2 separate regions of the Homo sapiens genome follow, and region 1 is linked to region 2. A link is an interaction called in ENCODE POLR2A ChIA-PET data of the cell type or tissue named here. Cell type or tissue: MCF 10A. All regions are shown on one strand. Each heading gives the region's core, and the rest is flanking DNA. Links, peaks and the distances in the headings are about the cores only. Region 1 has its middle 130 kb from the start of ADGRF1. Region 2 overlaps TNFRSF21 (TNF receptor superfamily member 21).

Region 1 (9,908 bases), core at 798-8,797, 73 kb after region 2:
TTCCCCACACAAGAATAGAAAGGAAATCTGCCTGCCTCAACCCTGGCTCTAGATAGCAAGAGGAAACATCTGAGAATTTATTTGTTTCTATGTTTTTAAAATTATACTTTAAGTTCTAGGGTACATGTGCACAACATGCAGGTTTGTTACATACGTATACATGTGCCGTGTTGGTTTGCTGCACCCATTAACTTGTCATTTACATTAGGTATTTCTCCTAATGATATCCCTCCCCCCTCCCCCATCCCACAACAGGCCCTAGTGTGTGATGTTCCCCACACTGTGTCCAAGTGTTCTCATTGTTCAATTCCCACCTATGAATGAGAACATGCGGTGTTTGGTTTTCTGTCCTTGTGATAGTTTGCTGAGAATGATGGTTTCCAGCTTGATCCATGTCCCTGCAAAGGACATGAACTCATCCTTTTTTATGGCTGCATAGTATTCCATGGTGTATATGTGCCACATTTTCTTAATCCAGTCTATCATTGATGGACATTTGGCTTGGTTCCAATTCTTTGCTCTTGTGAATAGTGCCGCAATAAACGTATGTGTGCATGTGTCTTTATAGTAGCATGATTTATAATCCTTTGGGTATATACCCAGTAATGGGATTGCTGGGTCAAATGGTATTTCTAGTTCTAGATCCTTGAGGAATCGCCACACTGTCTTCCACAATGGTTGAACTAGTTTACAGTCCCACCAACAGTGTAAAAGCTTTCCTATTTCTCCACATCCTCTCCAGCACCTGTTGTTTCCTGACTTTTTAATGATCGCCATTCTAAATGGTGTGAGATGGTATCTCATTGTGGTTTTGATTTGCATTTCTTTGATGACCAGTGATGATGAGCATTTTTTCATGTGTCTTTTGGCTGCATAAATGTCTTCCTTTGAGAAGTGTCTTTTCATATCCTTTGCCCACTTTTTGTGGTTGTTTGATTTTTTCTTGTAAATTTGTTTAAGTTCTTTGTAGATTCTGGATATTAGCCCTTTGTCAGATGGGTAGAGTGCAAAAATTTTCTCCCATTCTGTAGGTTGCCTGTTCACTCTGATGGTAGGGAAACATCTGAGAATGTATAACTATAGATTAGCTTTATGCAGGCTTGTAACCAAATTTATAATATAAGTACAGTTTGAAAAATCCTAGATGAAAATGTGTTTTAATGTGGCTCAGAGTTGGGAGTACTCTCAAGTCTAGAAACAAGCACAAATCCTCACTGAAGGAACCACTGTTATCACAGGCCTCAGAGATTCCCACATCTTAGACATAATGAATAATATCTGGTATTTGATACCACAATAGGGTGACTATAGTCAATAACAATTTAACTGTACATTTAAAAATAACTAAAAGAGTGTAACTGCATTGTTTGTAACACAAAAGATAAATGCTTGAGAGGATAGAGACCCTATTTTCACTGATGTGATTATTACACATCATTATATGCCTATATCAAAATATCTCATGTACCCCATAAATATATACACTTACTAGGTACTCACAAAAATAAAAAATAAAAGATTTCCAGATATAAAATTCTATTGAACTGCAGCTCGCAATTGAAGGAAAGAATCATAATACACTCGGGAAAACAAGGTACCATGAAAAAGAAGTAGCAAAATACAACAAACAGCAGATGTAGGCTGACAAACACTTTAAATACTTGATTATTAATTATGAAATAAATTTAAGCATGTTAGATATGCTTAACACAGAAGAGATGCTATCAAATGGATGAGCAAAAAATAAGAGACTACTGAAAATGAACAGCCAAATAGAACCTCTGCAAATAAAAATTAAAAATCATTAAAAATAGAAACAAAATCCCTTTTTTTTTTTTTTCTAAGACGGGGTCTCACTCTGTTTCTCAGGCTGGAGTGCAGTGGCACAATCTTGGCTCATTGCAGCCTTGACCTCCTGGGCTCAAGCAATCCTTTTACCTTAGCCTCCCGAGTAGCTGGGACTACAGGTGTGCATCACCATGCCTGGCTAATTTATGTATTTTTAGTAGAGATAGGGTTTCACCACGTTGCCCAGGTTGGTCTCAAACTCCTGAGCTCAAGCAATCCACTTGCTCCGGCCTCCCAGTGTGCTGAGATTACAGGTGTGAGCCACCACGCCGGGCCAAAAATACATTTTAAAGTGTTATATTATTATTTATTTATTTTTGAGATGACGTTTCACTCTTATTGCCCAGGCTGGAGTGTAGTGGTGCAATCTTGGCTCACTGCAACCTCTACCTCCCTGGTTCAAGCGATTCTCCTGCCTCAGCCCCCCGAGTAGCTGGGATTACAGGTGCTTGCCACCATGCCTGGCTGATTTTGTATTTTTAGTAGAGATGGGTTTTCACCATGGTGGCCAGGCTGGTCTTGAACTCTTGACCTCAAGTGATCTGCCTGCCTTGGACTCCCAAAGTACTGGGATTGCAGCTGTGAACCACCATGCCCAGCCTAAAGTGTTATGTTAATACACAAATGGTATCTTTGGCCTTGCCTCTTGGGTCATAAAGCCTAAAATATTAATTATGTGGCCCTTTACAGAAAGCTTCTGCCAACTCTGCTGCAGATGCACCCTGCACAGGAGGTCCTTGGTCAGCCTGAGGTTGAAATGCAGTGGGGAGCCATGCAGGCCGACCACTGCAGAGCACGAGGCCTGAAGGATTGAGTAAGGGAAGCCAGGGAAGCGTCAGTAGGACACAGTCTTGGGCCTGGTAACAGAAAGGAGGCAAGTTTTATTTTCTTATTAAATATAGCCAGATGGACACCTCAAGTGACCCCAGAGGAGCCTTTGAACCCAGAGGGATTGCCTTCTTAACCTTTATATATGGGGTATGGGAAATAAATCTTAGTTGCCCCCAAGACTTGTGACCTCCAGTATGGAGGTCTGGGGCAGAATGATATTGGCCCATGCATATAATTATTAAGCAATTGTGGATGGTGTTCTGCAAATGGAGAAAGGGGAAAGGGGATTTTTTTTTTTTTTTTTTTTGCCTGAATCATATATCTCAGCTAAACATCCCCAGCTACTCTCTGATTGCCAAACGTGAACCAAAGCCAAGTGCTTCTTTGTGAAATTTGGCCATGTCAGTAGCGCCCCCAAACTCTGTTTCTGAGCACAAAGTGTTGACATGTTTGCCCTGGAAGGAGTGAGGGACGAGAGCACACTGTCAGTAAGGTTCAGTGATTGCCCAGAGTGGTATGAGCTGCAGGAAACCAGGAGGAAGTAATTTGGGGAAAAGAAAGCAAGAGGCTAACTAAGCCCATGCATTCTCTTTTGAAGGTGGAAGACACATCTGGTCTGTTCAATGCCTCCCTGAGGGTATGTGCTCATCTCATTTCTCTCCTGTTCTTTAGAATGAATCAGCAAGATCTAGTTGTAGAACAAGGAGATGGACTGTAACTATTTCCTTAGGCTCTATTACATGCCAGGTGTTTCACACATTTATCTATGATCTTCAAAGCAATTTCAGAGCATAGATACCAGCCTCCCTATTTTGCAGATGATGAAACTGAGGCCCAGATAGAAGTACTAAGGAAAGTGTCCAAAGCCACAGAGTGAGTTAGCAATGATTTAGGCAGGGGTTACTCCAAAACCAAACTCTTTCCTCCCCACCAAGCAGATGCAGCCAAGATATCTTAGTGGAAGCAACCCTACCCCTCTAGCAAGTACAGGCAAGTCCTGACTCCCTGTGTGCTCCCAAATGTCTCCAGTGACCTATCATGGCTCCTCCTGTTTGACTTGTTAGCTCTAGCCCCAGTATCACAAATGGATGAAATGACCAAAAAAAGAAAAAATAGTTTAGTTTTGTTATCAGGAAGTTTCTATGGAAATAGTTACGCAATGGGTGTGAAGAAGTGTAGAATGGTCTACTGAGATTTTCTGCTGGATTAGCTGTACCAAGTAGTTAGGCTCAGGGAAGCCAAGAAAACACAACTCTGAATCATGAGGGGTTGATGCCCAGCACAGAATAGAAGGAAGTTTCTAGTGGAGTATAGACCATGAATCAACCTGCCAACTTCCGAGTAAGGAGGACAGGCTGGAGGCAAGTGTGCATAGGCAGATTTTATTCCTAGGCTTCTTTGTTATCTTGAAAGCCAGGCCTAGTTTTCATCTTCTATTGGAGGGAATAAAACGACCATGGGAATTCTAGTGATGGGCAGAGGAAAGAGAGAAAAGCATTCTGATGGTTAGTATTATGTATCAACGTGACTGGGTAAGGGGATGCCCAGGTACTTAATTAAATGTTATTCTGGATGTGTGTCTGTGAGGGTGTTTCTGGATGAGGGTAACATTTGAATCAGTAGACTGAGGGAAGCAGATTGCCTTCCCCAGGATGGGTGGACCTCATCCCACCCATTGGAGGCTTGAATAGAACAAAAAGATGGAGTAAGGAAGACTTTGCTCTCCTTGCCTGTCTTTGAGCTGGGACATTGATCTTCTCTTGCCTTCAGTCTAGACACAGTTATTGGACTAGGACTTGGACTGGAATTTGTACCACTAGCTCTCTTGGTTCTCAAGCCTTTAGACTTGAGCCAAAATAATACCATTGGCTCTCCTGGGTTTACAACTTGTTGACTGTAGATTGTGGGAGTTCTCAGTCTCCATACCCATATGAACCAATGACTTATAGTATAACTCTTTATACATGTACATCCTGTTGGTTCTGTTTCTCTGGAGAACCCTGACTAACAGAAGTATTTTCTTCTCTCTACTACATTCTCTTTACTTTGATACCTCCATATGAAACTTGTGAATAGACACAGCCCTGGGAGAGATCGGGAAGAGAGAAAAGAATAACTCTTAGGCTCCATAAATAGTTTAAATGCTGGAAATTTAAGAGTGGGCTGGGAGTAATGGCCACAGGGCTGGCTTCATGGGAATGCAACCTAAGCATTTACTTAGGTCTTGAACTCAGGGTGGTCCACAGTTGGTTTTACGCTCTGCTGTTGCAGTCTTGAAATTCATGATAAGTTTTGAATAAGAAGTGCCACATTTTCATGTTGCGCTGGTTTGTACAAATGATATAGCCAGTCTTGAATGGACAGATGGTTGTGCCACTTGCAGAAATGTTGGTGACAGGGGCAGGAAGTGACGACAATGACTACTGCCACAGGTAGTGTTCCTCACTGCCTCCATTTCCCCTCCTTGCCATTAACTTAGGAGCCAGGGACTCTGATTTCTGCTTTAAACAGTTACATAAAGGAAAGGGGAAAATTCTGATTATACAAAGCTAAAGAAGCTACCCAATGACAAAATGTACACTGTAGTACCATTCTGGGCCCTCAGGCTAAGTTTCATTACCCTTTGTAACATAAAACCTCTCCAGCACTGACTAAGAAGTTAAGCAATGTGGATAGTCTGGCAAGGCCTCCACCTCCCCCACAGAGATAATTTGAGCTCCCCAGTGCAGAAGACGGTGAGTCAAGTGCATTTTGCTGGAGGTAGTCATCAGAGGGTACTAGGGAGTAGGTTCTGAGGCTGCCCTGATGCCTGCCAGGCTGGGCATGGCCAAATTGTGCATGTCAGTACCAGATCTGTAGACGCTTACAGCTCATGGGCTTCCTTGGGGAAATTTCAAGCTGATTGTAGTCAGTATTCTAGGCACATTTCAGTTTTATGTAACCTCATCTCCCATTCTCCAGGACATCTAGCACTCTCCAAATGACAAAACTTCCTAACTTTCAAAACAGTTTTTTAGATGTTTCATGACAGCTAGTAGCTGGTAAAGTCTGGGAAGTAACACCTTTCTATGGTCTCCTTGTTGCCTTCATTTAGATGCAAATTCTGCTCCTGTGATTCCTTTTGGCCTGCAACATAAAGAGTTTCAGTCAATGGATTTTTCCTCTCTTCATTCACAACACACATACGTGCACACTCACGCACACTAGTGCACTGAGTATTCCTCCCTCTATCTTTTGAAAAGAGTCCCACTTTTCTTGGGGAAACTCTTCTTTCCCTATTCCATGTGATCTGCTTAGAATGAATGATCTTTGTGGCTTTGTGTCATTCCAATGGTAGTGACCAGCAGGGCCTATGGATTAGTCCCAGTTACCAAGATTCCCAAAGCTGTTCCCTTCCCATCCTTCTGAGTGTTCAATACTATATTTTATTCTGTGAGCTATCCAGGACTTATTACTGAACTTCTTTTTTTGCTTAAGTTTATCAAGGTCCATTTCTGTGGTTTGGGATCAAGAAACCTATTGATTTGGAATGAAACACCATTTTGGAGGGCCTTCTCTACCCCAATTTTTCTGAAAGTGATAACATCATAATCATGTTGCTTAGCAGTCAAGTCTTTCCTAAGGAAGGATGATATATTGTATGGGATATTAAAAGCTTACTGCAGTTAGTACTAGCCTTATTCTTTTTACTGTAGGAATTCAGGTTGTATAAGCAGCAAAACTTCTTAACTTGCTATGTGATTTTTTAGGTGATTGGTAAAATTAAGCCAACTAGTAGAATAGATGGAGCAGTTTCCAGCCTGAGTACTCTTTAGAGGTTCGTGAAGCAAAAAGAGAGCATCCAGGCCCTCTGGTCCTTGCCAGCTGCAGCAGAGTGGGTGGCAAGAATCACTAGTATTAGGGCTAGCCAGATGCACAGACAGCTCAGAGGGAGGCATGCTGGGGGTGCAAGGATGGGGAGAAGGGAAGTTCAAACTCAAATGGTATTTCTTTGAGGTTGACTTGGAGACAATTCTGTTCTCTATCATTATGAATAAGTGGAGAAAAGTAAAAATGGCATTAACTAAATTTGATAATGGTACTAAATAAGGTAATATGCTTAGTAGTCCGGAAGACCAGAGAAAAATTAAAAATGATCTTAATGGTCTTATAGAAACAAGGTGGTATTACACAGGACCTGGACTCTCCCCTTAAAAAACTTAAAAGTATTTTAAGGGAATTGATCACTGACTGTTTAAAGAGGAAGGAAGGTAGCACAATATAATAGAAAGAGGGACTTTGGGGTGGCTGAGTGGGGTGGCTCATGCCTATAATCTCAGCACTTTGAGAAGCTAGGCGGGCGGATTGCTTGAGCTCAGGAGTTTGAGTCCAACCTAGAAAACATGGTGAAATTTTGTTTCTACTTAAAAAAAAAAAAAGGGTACCTGTAGTCCCAGCTACTCAGGAAGGTGAGATGGGAGGGTTTCTTGAGACAGGGGATGGAATTTGCAGTAAGCCAAGATTGTGCCACTGCACTCCAGCCTGGGCAACAGAGTGAGACCCTTTCTCAAATAATAAAAAATTAAGGAAAAAAGAAAGAGGGACTTTGGAGCCAAATAGATTTACATTCAAGCCCAACTCTACTAATAACATGATGATGTCAGCCAATGGCATTGATTAGGAATATCTTTGGGTTGCAAGTCACAGAAACCACAACCAGCAGTTGCTTTAGCCATAAATGAACATTTAATTATCTCATCTAACATGAAGCCTGGAGCTAGTTGGTACCAAATTACATGAAACAACTCATTGATATCGGAATACAAGCTTGGCATCTTTGCAATTTTCTTCATTGCCTCCTCTTAAACACAACATGGCATCAATGACTCTAGGCATTAGGTCCTCATATGACAGATTTTGTAACCCCAAAATCAGTATAGGTGGCTTTCATGGTCATTTGCAGACATGCACAGAGCAAGAAAACATTTGAGTCATCTGATAGATGTGTTCCCAGCTGGGGTCAAACAGGGTGATGCTGTGCCTTCTTGTTTCAGTTCTTCTACTGTTAACAAGTTTCCTTTTTGTGGTCTATTTAAGGCCATGTTTTCAAATATTTGTGCTTTATGTTGGTGATTTCACTGTTTAAAATGGCCTCACTGCATACTGCTGAAGTTCTGTTTGATTTCCTAAAGAACAGGAAGGCTGCAATGTGTCTTATGGAGAAAAGACATAAAAGACATACGTTAGATAAGCTTTTTTTTTTGAGACGGAGTTTCACTCTGTCACCCAAGCTGGAGTGCAGTGGTGCCATCTCGGCTCACTGCAAGTTCCACCTCCTGGGTTCACACCATTCTCCTGCCTCAGCCTCCCTAGTAGTTGGGACTATAGGCATCTGCCACCACACCCAGCTAATTTTTTTTTTTTTTTGTATTTTTAGTAGAGACGGGGTTTCACCGTGTTAGCCAGGATGGTCTTGATCTCCTGACCTGGTGATCTGCCCGCCTCGGCCTCCCAAAGTGCTGGGATTACAATGTGCCTGGCCAGATAAGCTTTATCCAGGCCTGAATTATAGTGCCGTTGGTGATTGAGTTCAATGTTAATGAATCAGTATTATATTTTAAATACAGTGTTTGAAACAGAAAAACATAATACAAGGTTATGCATTGATTGAGTGATGAAAACGTTGTGATCATAGGCTTGCGGGAACATAATCTTGTATTTCCCCTAGGAGCAATGGGTCAGTATTCACTAATTCAGTCTTCATGGCAACATTATAGATCATAACTACTGTAAGTAATAAGCATTAATTCTATATTTCTTAATACATGATATACATTATATAGACACATCTAAGTAGGTAGAAACTTCCTAATCAGAGGTAGAATTTCTGTAGACAAAATGGGTACATTTTTCCACACCTGGGGGACAGGGGAATTAAACATATTAAATATTGACTTTGATAGCAAATCAGGGAAAACATTGATATGAGTGAAGATTTCTGTTCAAGGATGTTGACAGCAGTGTGGTATGGCATGTTGAAAAATGGAATACAGCCTGATTGTGCAACCCTAAAAGATTGGTTTGATAAATTACTGTACTTCCAAATGATTATTATTCAGGCATTAAATGTGCTATGGAATAATATTTAATGATCTGGAAAATTTACAATGTATATGAATAGTATGTATGATATGATCTCAGTTTTCTATATTATGTGTGTGCAAAAAATAATAGAAGGACTGCCAGGAAATATGCAAAAAACACTAAAAGAGATCATTTTGGGATGGTGAAATTTTGAATGACTTTTAGTTTCTTCCTTCTGCTTTTCTGTATATTCCAAAGTTTCTAGCTATGTTAATAAAAATAAAAACAGTAGATGACATTCAAAATTATTTTAAAAAGCAATATTTCTGAAAACTTAGGTGATCACCTGTTGTCCTAGAACAGAGGGTGGGGTTGGGTGAAGGTTAAAGAGAATGGAGAAGGCATCTTGGCTGGTACTGAGGTTCAGAGACTAAGTTGGGAGATTTAGCAACTTCATTTATGACTGGCCTCTGTTTATCTTCACCTGGTTGAGGGCAGATAGAAGCTGAGAAGGGAGAATTTTTATCTGCATCTAGAAGTGGTGGGAAGATCTGCTTTTTATTATGGTAGGACAATGTTTAGATCCCATAGGGGGTTTGCTCTATCCTCTAGCTCACTCTGTATTAGTACTTTGGAAATGGAGAGTAAAGAGGGTGTCTGAGACTCTGTGTGAAGCAGAAGGTTAAAATGGATTCTCTGCTAAGAATAGCAACTGAAAGAAATTTGCCAAGTCCTGAATATCATAAAATGGGATGATGGATTATCTAATTTACTGTTTTTTTTTTTCTGGTTAATTTGATGGGGACCAATAGGCTAAGTCAAATGGTAAACCATATATATTTTAATCATTCTGAAAGAAATATGTGATTATAATGGAAATACAGAAGAATATAAGGGTAAAAATACCTATAATTCTTTGCACCAGAGAAAACCTCCAACCATGGTTAAAAACCAAGCTAAAATAATAACAGTTTTTGGCCAAGGGACCAGAATTAACCTTTGGTTAATTTAGTTTTATTCTTATCTTATTACACTACATTTCCACATTATTTTTAACCCTTAAGATAGCAAGCATTTTTTCATGTTATGATAAACTGCTTGACATAAACCAAATGTTTTCCTTACTTCCTTCCTATTTTTAGCCATTTAGCTTATTTCCTACTCCC
Region 2 (9,908 bases), core at 963-8,962:
TAATATTTAAGGTATAGAAATAAGGTTTTAATATCCCAGTTCATGTCACGTGCTAGATATTGAACTTTGAATCTCCAGGAACTACTAGAAGGAACTGACAAATTCAAGAATTTGACTTTGTCTCTCTGAATTGGGTTTGAATTTTGCTTTTGCCACTCACTATGTGACCTTGGGCAAGTCCTATACAGTCTCCAAGCTTTGTAAGTGCTTTGTAAAGATCTTGCTGAGAAATAGAGGTGAGTGTAAATGCCCAGTCCTGCACTTGACATAGAGCAGGGGGCTCAGTAAATCTTAGCAACTATTTTCTGTGTTGGAATTTGAATTCTACATTGTCCTTTTTTTGACTTGACAGCAAATGCATTATGTTTTCAGTAAATGCACATTAAGTTGAAATCAGCATTTGCTAAATATCTGTTGTGTCCCAAACACTGTCTGGGTGCTCTATAGCTGGTTTATTTAGCAAGCTTCATGGTCCTGAGAAGTATAGGTGGGTATATTCTCATTAAGATAGTGATATGGTTTGGGTCTGTGTCCCTGCCCAAACCTCATGTTGAATTGTAATTCCCAATGTTGGAGGTGGGGCCTGGTGGGAGGTGACTGGATCATGTGGGCAGATTTCCTGCTTTGGCACTGTTCTTGCAATAGAGTTCTCACGAGATCTGATTGTGTGAAAGCATGTGGCACCTCCCCCTATCACCACTGCTCTGACCATGTAAGACATGCCTGCTTCCCCTTTGCCTTCTGCCATGATTATAAGTTTCCTGAAGCCTCCCCAGTCATGCTTCCTATACAGCTTGCAGAACCGTGAGCATATGAAACCTCATTTCTTTATAAATTATCCAACTTCAGGTATTTCTTTATAGCAGTATGAAAACTGACTAATACAGATATATTACTATATTTCATTGAATCCCATGTCAATTGTAAGATATACCATTGTCATTATGTATTACTGAGAAAGAAAATACTGTTAATTATAATTGTAAGAGACACCTCTATTTCAGAGATGTTAAAATGTGAAAAAAATATGCATCATAGAATTTTAATAAATATAGTAGTTGAGCTTGCTGTATGCAGATCGTAAGGAGAAAAGTCTAGGAAACAGATTCTTGGGGTCTTTATATTAATATACACTCCCTGCCCAACACACACACACACACACACAAACACACACACACACACACACACACACACACTTCTTCTTAGTATTGCCTTTAAGGTTGAGATAATTCAACACAGACAATTTATTTAATAGATTATCAGAGCACCCATTATGTATTGAGCCCTGTACCAGGCACTGAGATACTAAATGAAACAAAACAAAACACAAAGCAGAATCATCCCTTAGGATGCTGACAGTTTTATAGGAGGGATAGATATGTGAGCCAGACTTGAGAATATATTCTGTGAAGCTGCTATACAGAGGGATGGAAGTGGGCTTTAATTTTTTTCTGAGACAGAGTGTCTCACCATTCAGAAAAGGCTGGGTCTGTTAGTGGATGACATTTCCCACCCCTTTAATCTACACCCTTCCTGGCTTTCTCAAAAAGTGCATTGGGAGGAAATCAGAATCAATACTGTGAAAAGAAGCTTATTTTCTCCATCAATTACCAGTGCAGGAGAGCACATTTTCACTTTTTCTTTTTAAAGGCAAAACACCGATTTGGATAAAGTTGAATAGCTTCCAGCTTTGGCCTAGCTTCTCCACTCTGTGTTTGTGAAAGTGTCCCTTATTCTGTTATAACCCAAGTGTCAATAACAGGTACACTTGCTGATGAGGAATTGCATCATGGTCAGCAGTAGGTTTTATTTTATATCAGTTAATTTCGAGGTTTTCATCACTTATTTTTCACCATTTCCTTGGGAGAGACTAATGTCATTCCTGGTTTTTTAATAAACAATTGCCACAGAGGAAACTTTGATCGATCTACAGTTGGACTTTCACAGGACAGGCTGAAATTAAATGCCCAACAACTAAAATGACTTATCACCAAAAAAGTACTAGAAAAAAAACTTGGGGGAAATGTTTTGTTTTTATAATCACAACAGTAGAGAATAACATAAAGCACAGAAGCCGTACAAGAACAATGCAACTACTTAACAATAAATACACAAGCCAGAAAACACCGTATACAAATCAAAAGACAAAATAATCACAGGTTGAAATTGTTTGAAACATAGGGTTCAGTTTCTTGAAAAATAAGGAGTTTTTACAAATTAAGAAAAAAAATGTGCAGTCTTGTGAACAAGACAGTTCACAGAGAAGGAAATACTGAAGCCTTTTTTTTTTTTTTTTTTTTGAGACGGAGTCTTGCTGTGTCGCCCAGGCTGGCGTGCAGTGGCGCCATCTCGGGTCACTGCAAGCTCCCCCTCCCGGGTTCACGCCATTCTCCTGCCTCTGCCTCCCGAGTAGCTGGGAATACAGGTCCCCGCCACCACGCCTGGCTAATTTTTTTTGTATTTTTTAGTAGAGATGGGGTTTCACCGTGTTAGCCAGGATGGTCTCTATCTCCTGACCTTGTGATCCGCCCGCCTCGGCCTCCCGAAGTGCTGGGATTACAGGTGTGAGCCACCGCGCCCAGCCTGAAGACTTTTTAAACATGCAGATTTTTAACCTCTCAGGCTGGCATGGAGACCTATAATTCCACATCTAGGAAGATATCTTACACATGTTCACATGCATTCAGAATGATGCAAGTACACATATATTCATTGTAGTGTCATGTGTAATAGCAAAAGAGTGAGGAGATCTACAAATGCCCTTCACTAGAGGACTGGTTATCTAAGTTATTGAACATCTGTACAATGGAACAGCATGCACTTGTCAGAAGAAGTGAGTCAGCTCTTCATGTGCTAACCTCAAGAAGGGTTAAACGAAAAAAGGCCAGGTGAAGAATAGTATGTAGGATGGGGCACAGTGGCTCACACCTATAATCTCAGCACTTTGGGAGGCCAAGGTGGGCAGATCACTTGAAGTTAGGAGTTTGAGAACAGCCTGGCCAACATGGTGAAACCCCATCTCTACTAAAACTACAAAAATCATCTGGGCCTGGTGGTGCATGCCTGTAATCCCAGCTAGTCAGGAGGCTAAGGCACGAAAATCAATTGAATACAGGATATGGAGGCTGCAGTGAGCCGAGATTGCACCACTGCACTCCAGCCTGGGAGACACGAAAAAAACAAAACCAAAAAAACAACAGTATGTACATTGTGCCACCATATTGCAAAAATATATACATATATATACACACACACACAGTATATACATAGATGTTAAAAATTGTTTTAAAAAATAAGGGGGGTGGAGAACATATATACTTATTTATTGGTATAAGTATAGACTGTCTCTATCTCTGGAAGAGTATATTGTGACTTGGTAACAGTAGTTACCACCACGGAGGGAAACTGAGTTGCCGAGACTTGGAAGTCAGAGGTTAAGGTCAAAGGTTAACTTAGACTTGTAGACCATATGCATTGTAATTCTAATGGCATGAATCTAATTAATGGACTTATTATGCAATGCTAATTTAATCAGATTTGATGAGTTCAAAAAGCCCGAGTCATAAAGATGAACTTAAGCCTTCTTACTTCAAGGTCTTGAGTTTCCTACGAAATTACTTTCCATCCTCCACAGTGTCTTATGGCAAGCTTTAAAAAGGTTTGCGAAACTTTTTCTCATGGATAGAATTATCGAAAGGCTTTTTTGTGGGAAAGATTTTCCAATAGAAGTTTAGGGAAACCTAAGGAATTTCCAATGGAGCATGATCTCCTCATGTTCCGATGGTGCTGAGCTCTTAAAAGTCTTGGCAATATTTTCAAACGTGAGTGGGCTCCAGCTCTGAACCAAGAGAACCCACTTATTCACTGTCCTCACTTCCTCTTTTTGAGAAAGCTAATCAGTGAGTCAGCTCAGGGCTGCAACACCACTACCGTTGATGTCAGCAGCCTGGACAGCCTGCAGACACCCGTGCCGGTAGCGGGGCGGGGCTGCCCCCCCTTTTCCCTCCCTCCGGAGCCAGCTGGTTCTTACCAGCTTTGGCAGCTTTGTGCAGCACTATTTGTTGTGGCTTTTCTCCTGTACATACAGGAAAGGCACAGCTCTCTTGCTTAGGGCAAGGATTGGCTATTGACACTTTGACTTAAATGGGGGTGGATTTATAGACTTTGGGGCTCAATTTTGAAATTAACTCTTAGAAATGATGAGAATTCTAAGACGAGGTATATACAGAAAATTATAGCCAACTACCTTGATTTGAGTTTGGGGTATTTAAGCGAGAAACCCACCGTGACCAGCTAACCTAGTCTAACTTCATAGGCCTTAAGTAAGGTTGCAGTTGAAACAAAACCTTTTCATTATTCTGTGCTTGAACAGATCTGGGGTGAGTGGGAGTGTTTTTTAAAATAATTCCCCAGTGGTTTTGGCATTTTTTTGGCCAGGTTAATCCTGAGATTCCCCTGATGGTGGGTGAGTTTGTTCTGCAGGCTCTGCATTGGCTCCCAGCTTAAGGTTCACTCACCTATGCCATCTCTGTGGTCTGGCTTGGGGGTTCCCAAGGAAGCTGAGCAGAACATCTTGGTGTTGTGCTCCTGTTCTTTCTTCCATCCCATGACATCCAGTGATCCCAGGGAGCTCTAGACAGCAGATGGCCCTCGCTGTCCACTTGGCAATTGACAATTTAGATTTAAGTGTTGGTGCTGTTCCCTACTTATGCAATGGAAGCACCTCCTTGCTTCATGTACTAAAGTCTGGGCTGTGCAGGAGAAGAAGAAAGAAGGAAAGAAAACAAGAGGTTTTAACTCAACAATTAGAAGCCCAGGAAAAGTTTGGGGAATTTTTCTCTTAAAGTTACTTGACTCTTGGCCCTTCTCTTTAATTTTTTAAAATAATGTTTTAAGAGAAGACTTACGAAGCAAAGAAAATTTGGAAGCACATTACAACAAATAATAAATCTACCATCTAGATTCAATTGTTATTCACATTTTGGCATATTTGCTTTATCTATGTATGTATACGTTTCCAGTCCATATTCCCATTTCGAAGACTTTCTCTAAATTTCTTATAACTGATAATCCTTCTTTCAAGCATTTAGAAATCAGCATTTTTCCATTTGCCTCTTAAGATTTTTGTTTGCAAAAAAAAAATTGGGTACATTTGGGTTCTGCTTGCCAAGACCCCTTACTCTGGATTGAATTGAACAAGAATTCACACTCAGAAGAATAATTTTAAAATCATTGTCTCTCATCATCTGAAACTTTTTTTTTAGGGTGATGTATTTGTTTTTATTTTTTAAGGGAGAAATCATTATATACAAGTATTTTACAGTGTCCGAACTTAGGAATTGAATAGATTCAGATAAATTGTTTTGTGATGAGGCTGGTAACCTCATTATATGAACCCTTATTTATATCTGAAATCCTGGAACCACATAGATTTGAATAAGAAAGCATTTCTTATTATCTGAATTCCTCTTCTCTAAAGACCACATAGATTCAGATATCAAGAAATACTTTTCTGGCAAAGAAAATATGCCTTTTTTTCCTCCCAGAGCCCATCTTATATGCCTGTATAGGCCTATAGAAGGTCTTGAAATCTAATTTGATTTTGATTATGTGGGCAGCTGGGAGAGCAGGGGAAACAGGCTTGAGATAATATCATAATTCTTAAATAGTTGTAATTTTATATTTATTCGCGACTAGAATTCCTTTGAGATAAACCTTTAGTAGAAATTGAATTTGTTTGTTTGTTTTTTTAACCAGCCACTTGTCTGTTGGGATCTGAAATATTTTCAATAGAAAACAAAGTTATTGGCTACAGTTGAGGTATCTGGTATTCACAGAATCTCTCATATTTATCTTAGCGCAGTCATCCAGCTGGAGTGTAAGTCTGCCATTGAGTCCCAGGTACTTGCAGATCTCAACCTCTACCCACTTCACTCTAGCGGAGGGGCTCGGGCAATGCCCTGTGGTCATGTGATCGCTTGTAATCAGTTTACAGGGTTTGTCAATTTTCTCTAAATGCTGTGGGGTCCAGACAGGGAAGTGACATGGCAGCAAAGAGGGTAACTTTGAAACTAGACAGACCTGGTCTTGAATCCTGGTTCTATGGCTTGGGGCAAGTTATTACCTCTTAGAGCCTCAGTTTCCTCATCTGTAAAATGGGGCTGATACAACTTCCTTAGCAGCAAACGAATCACAGATATTTTCTGCTGAATCACCTAGCACAGTATTGGCAATGGCTTATTTCTTCAGGTCTCTTTTTGTTACCTCATATGGAAAAGCAGTAAGTTTCAGTTAGATTTAGCAAATGGGCTTTTAAAAACCATTATTAAAGTGAGAGATTTTCACAAATGTAACATAGAACTCTTCCTTCTTTCTAAGTGTTGAATGAGGTCTGGAGGGAAAATTAAATCAAAACAGCGACTTTACTGTAAGGAGCTTTCTGCTGGGGACTATCAGGCATATCTAGTTATATTAGGGAAAAGGGGCCTGGTGGTATTGAACTGGGTAGTGTCAGGAGCCAAGGGGTTAAATGGAACCATTTTAGCAGGCTGGCAAAGAGCATCCAGGCTGGGCAATTAATGCTTCATTTCAGGGGGTCGCTGATGCATCAAAGTCATTAATTAGTTTTATGAAAACAGATTGTGCAACCACAGGGAGATTGTAATTGGGTAGTAATTGAAAATAACTTTGTGGTAAACTTTCGTTGAGCAGGTAGTTCAGGTGGGGGTAACTTGGAAGGGGAAAGAGAATTGGAGTGGGGGATTAGGGCATGAGGAGAATGAAATAGCAACAGTAAGACAAGCAATAAATAAGACATAATTTGAATGAAAGGAACACAGAAGTGACCTGGTCTAACCTATTTAGGTTAGAAGTGAGACCACAGGTCTGATGAGGGAAGTGGTTTTCCTAGTGCCACACAGCTAGTTAGTGTTATGTCTTCTCTCTTTTCTTGCAATGCTTTTTCCAGGATTTTCATGACTTTGATTTTTAGGAGCTGACTATGGGGAACATGAAGTACATGCCACACAGATGGCAGTTGAGGCTGGAGTTCTCGCCTATTCCTGCTCTCAGAGTCTACCCAAGAATGCTGCCAGATCTTGCTGCCTCGAAATCTTATTTCATTTATCTACCACCCTTGTCATGAATAAAATTTGGAAGGATTTTCCTTTACCATCCATGGCTCTGCCATCCCCGGGGCTAGGGGAATACTGCAACCTCCACCAGTGTGTCATCTCAGGAAAGGTCAGTCAACAGGGAAGTGATTTTTCAGTTTGATATTAGAAGTGGAGAATTATTTTTGGGCTTCAGTTTCCTTTTTTTTTTTTTTTTTTTTTTTTTGAGATGGAGTCTTGCTCTGTTGCCCAGGCTGGAGTGCAGGGGCGTGATCTCGCCTCACTGCAACCTCCGCCTCCCCAGTTCAAGCAATCCTCCTGCCTCAGCCTCCTGAGCAGCTGGGATTACAGGCATGTGCCACCATGCCCGGCTAATTTTTGTAGTTTTAGTAGAGACAGGGTTTCGCTATGTTGACCAGGCTGGTCTTGAACTCCTGACCTACAGTGATCTGCCCATTTGGCCTCCCAAAGTGTTGGGATTACAGGTGTAAGCCACTGCGCCCAGCCTCAGTTTCCCATTTTGATTTGGTTAAGCATCCAGAGTGGGTACTTCAGTTTTTTAGAAGTCTGCTTGGTGCAGGAATGTAGGGTTGGCAAGGACACAGCTGGAAATGGGGAAAGGCAATGATGACAGTCATGGTTCATTGTGGTACAATCCAGATACAAGTTAAATCATTATTCTCATAAACACTGCTACCAAACTCAGTAGCCCAGAGATGTTCAGATTCCCAAAGCAGTAGTCTGTTTACCTAATCCATTTGGATGGTTCCTTGTACTCAGTGGTAGAGGTGCTCGGAAAGGAAAATTGTCAGCAGCAGAGCTTTAGGTGTGACTCAGCCTTGAGTGAGTTGAACCATTTATCTTTCTTCCCTTATCAGTTTGGACTAATAAGTATCTGGAAGGACTAAGTGTGTTTGCATGGAAACTAATCAGAAGGACATTTGGAACTTGTTTGGCTGAAAGAAATGCCATGCTCTTGAAGTTCACAAAATAGAATTGTTCTCTTTTGGGCTGCTTTGGGAGCCCCCTACCATTTTGGTCTATTTACTGTCCCCACCTCATTTCTCACATGAGTCTTCCAAGTTAGGATTATGTCATGGCAGTAGGCAAAAAGAACTGTAGTTTTCAAGTTTCTCCAAAGGAGCTTCAAATAAGTGACAGATACATTGCCTTTACAGGCCACGTTTTCTTAATATCTGCCTTATTGAAATAAGCTGGGGCATGTATGAATGCCGTGTCCACAAACATTTCACAAAAGTATAGAGAGGAGCTCAGCCACATTGATAATCTTCCTGTTACCCTGTTTCTTGGCTACCTATATAAATAAGAGCTGCTACAGCCACAACATTTTCAAGGTAGCAGAAGGAAAATATACTTATCGGTAGTGACTGCTTTTAAAAACAACATTTATTGATTTTCTAGCTGTCAAAGTTAATATATCTTTTTTTCTTTCTTTTTTTTTGAGACAGAGTCTCACTCCGTCGTCCAGGCTGGAGGGCAGTGGCACGATCTTGGCTCACTGCAACCTCCACCTCCCTGGTTCAAGCGATTCTCCTGCCTCAGACTCCCAAGTAGTTGGGATTACAGGCGCCTGCCACCACGCCTGGCTCATTTTTGTATTTTTAGTGGAGACAGGGTTTCACCATGTTGCCCAGGCTTGTCTTGAACTCCTGACCTCAAGTGACCCACCCACCTTGGCCTCCCAAAGTGCTAGTATTATAGGTCAACTGGTTATGGTCAACTGAAATGGGAGGATGTATGTATAAAATATTAAATGGAACAAAAAAAAATAGGTGTGAGTCACCGTGCCCAGCCTAATATATCTTTACAGAGAATTTGGAAAACTCAAAGAACCTTAGGAAATAAATTATTTTATTTTATAAGTATCTTGGTAAGTTTATGCTCAAAGTTTTTATAAGAGGATCCTCTTCTCTGGAAATATGGCTTTCTTGTTTAGAGTATTTGTTTTCTCTTTAGTATCTAAATCTTATTGTAGGTGTTCTTCATTGGCTATAAACTCAGAATACTGAACCATAAACTTTCAGAATTAATAAAACAAGGAATTAATTTATTTCACATATTCCGATGACTCACTGTTCTGATTAGAAAGCAGAAGTAACACAATGCCTAGTACGGTAGCAGTACTGCAAACCGGCTTTGATGGATATTGTATATATTATGGTAAAGCACGGAAAGAAATTTCTATGAGCATTTTTTTTTCTTTTGGGAAAAAGTGAAAACAACTTTAGATGAAGTCAAAATGCAACCAGCTACGGTTGCACAAAGTGAGAGATACTTATAGTTAGTAACTGAGTAGATTTTCTGGAAAGATGATTTTTAAATGGTCTCTGGCTTTAGTGATGCTTGTTAGCTCTGCTGTGATGCTAATAGCATTTGTAGGGGCATTTTCATATTCACCTGACTCATTGTTAATTACAGGAGAGCATCAGTTCAGCATTCTGTCTTTCCAATTATGTCGGAAATCATGTGCTTAAGTTTTACTAATAGGACCTTTTGGTGAAATCGGGGGGGGAAATTAAACATTTCAAGTTTTCAAATGAATTTAGGAAACAGGTGAGTGGACTTTTTGCTCATTGGCATGTGATTTGTGGGTGGAAATTTCCTTTTAAGCAAGAACAGTGTACTATATTGACTGACCATGTCTTCCAAGGTATTGTCCCTGAGAACCAGGATGTAGACAAGTGTTCTTAGTCTAACTGAGTGAATTAAAAAAGTGTGTTGGCGTGAATGGCCATGTGCATTTTCAAGGAGGAGGGGCATGCGCCAGGGCCTATG

Evidence for each region. Peaks named below come from ENCODE experiments on the same cell type or tissue, not always from the same donor. Only the 100,000 strongest peaks of a DNase experiment are listed, where the experiment ranks them.
Region 1: POLR2A ChIA-PET joins it to region 2 with 29 read pairs; 4 of 35 experiments call an interaction of 5 or more read pairs at or near these places.

The regions. Positions count from the first base shown.
Region 1 is chr6:47,163,880-47,173,787 of GRCh38, reverse strand. No RefSeq gene overlaps it. Among named protein-coding and RNA genes, the nearest start is that of ADGRF1, 130 kb to the right of the region's middle. In MCF 10A, for the core only: no CTCF peak of the experiment used is centred there; DNase peaks (open chromatin) are centred at 3,337, 3,797 and 5,377.
Region 2 is chr6:47,236,716-47,246,623 of GRCh38, reverse strand. All of the region lies in intron 4 of TNFRSF21 (TNF receptor superfamily member 21), which reads left to right. Among named protein-coding and RNA genes, the nearest start is that of TNFRSF21, 68 kb to the left of the region's middle. RefSeq lists enhancers at 3,584-3,813, 4,034-4,163. In MCF 10A, for the core only: a CTCF peak has its summit at 4,665 (motif pointing right); a DNase peak (open chromatin) is centred at 3,973.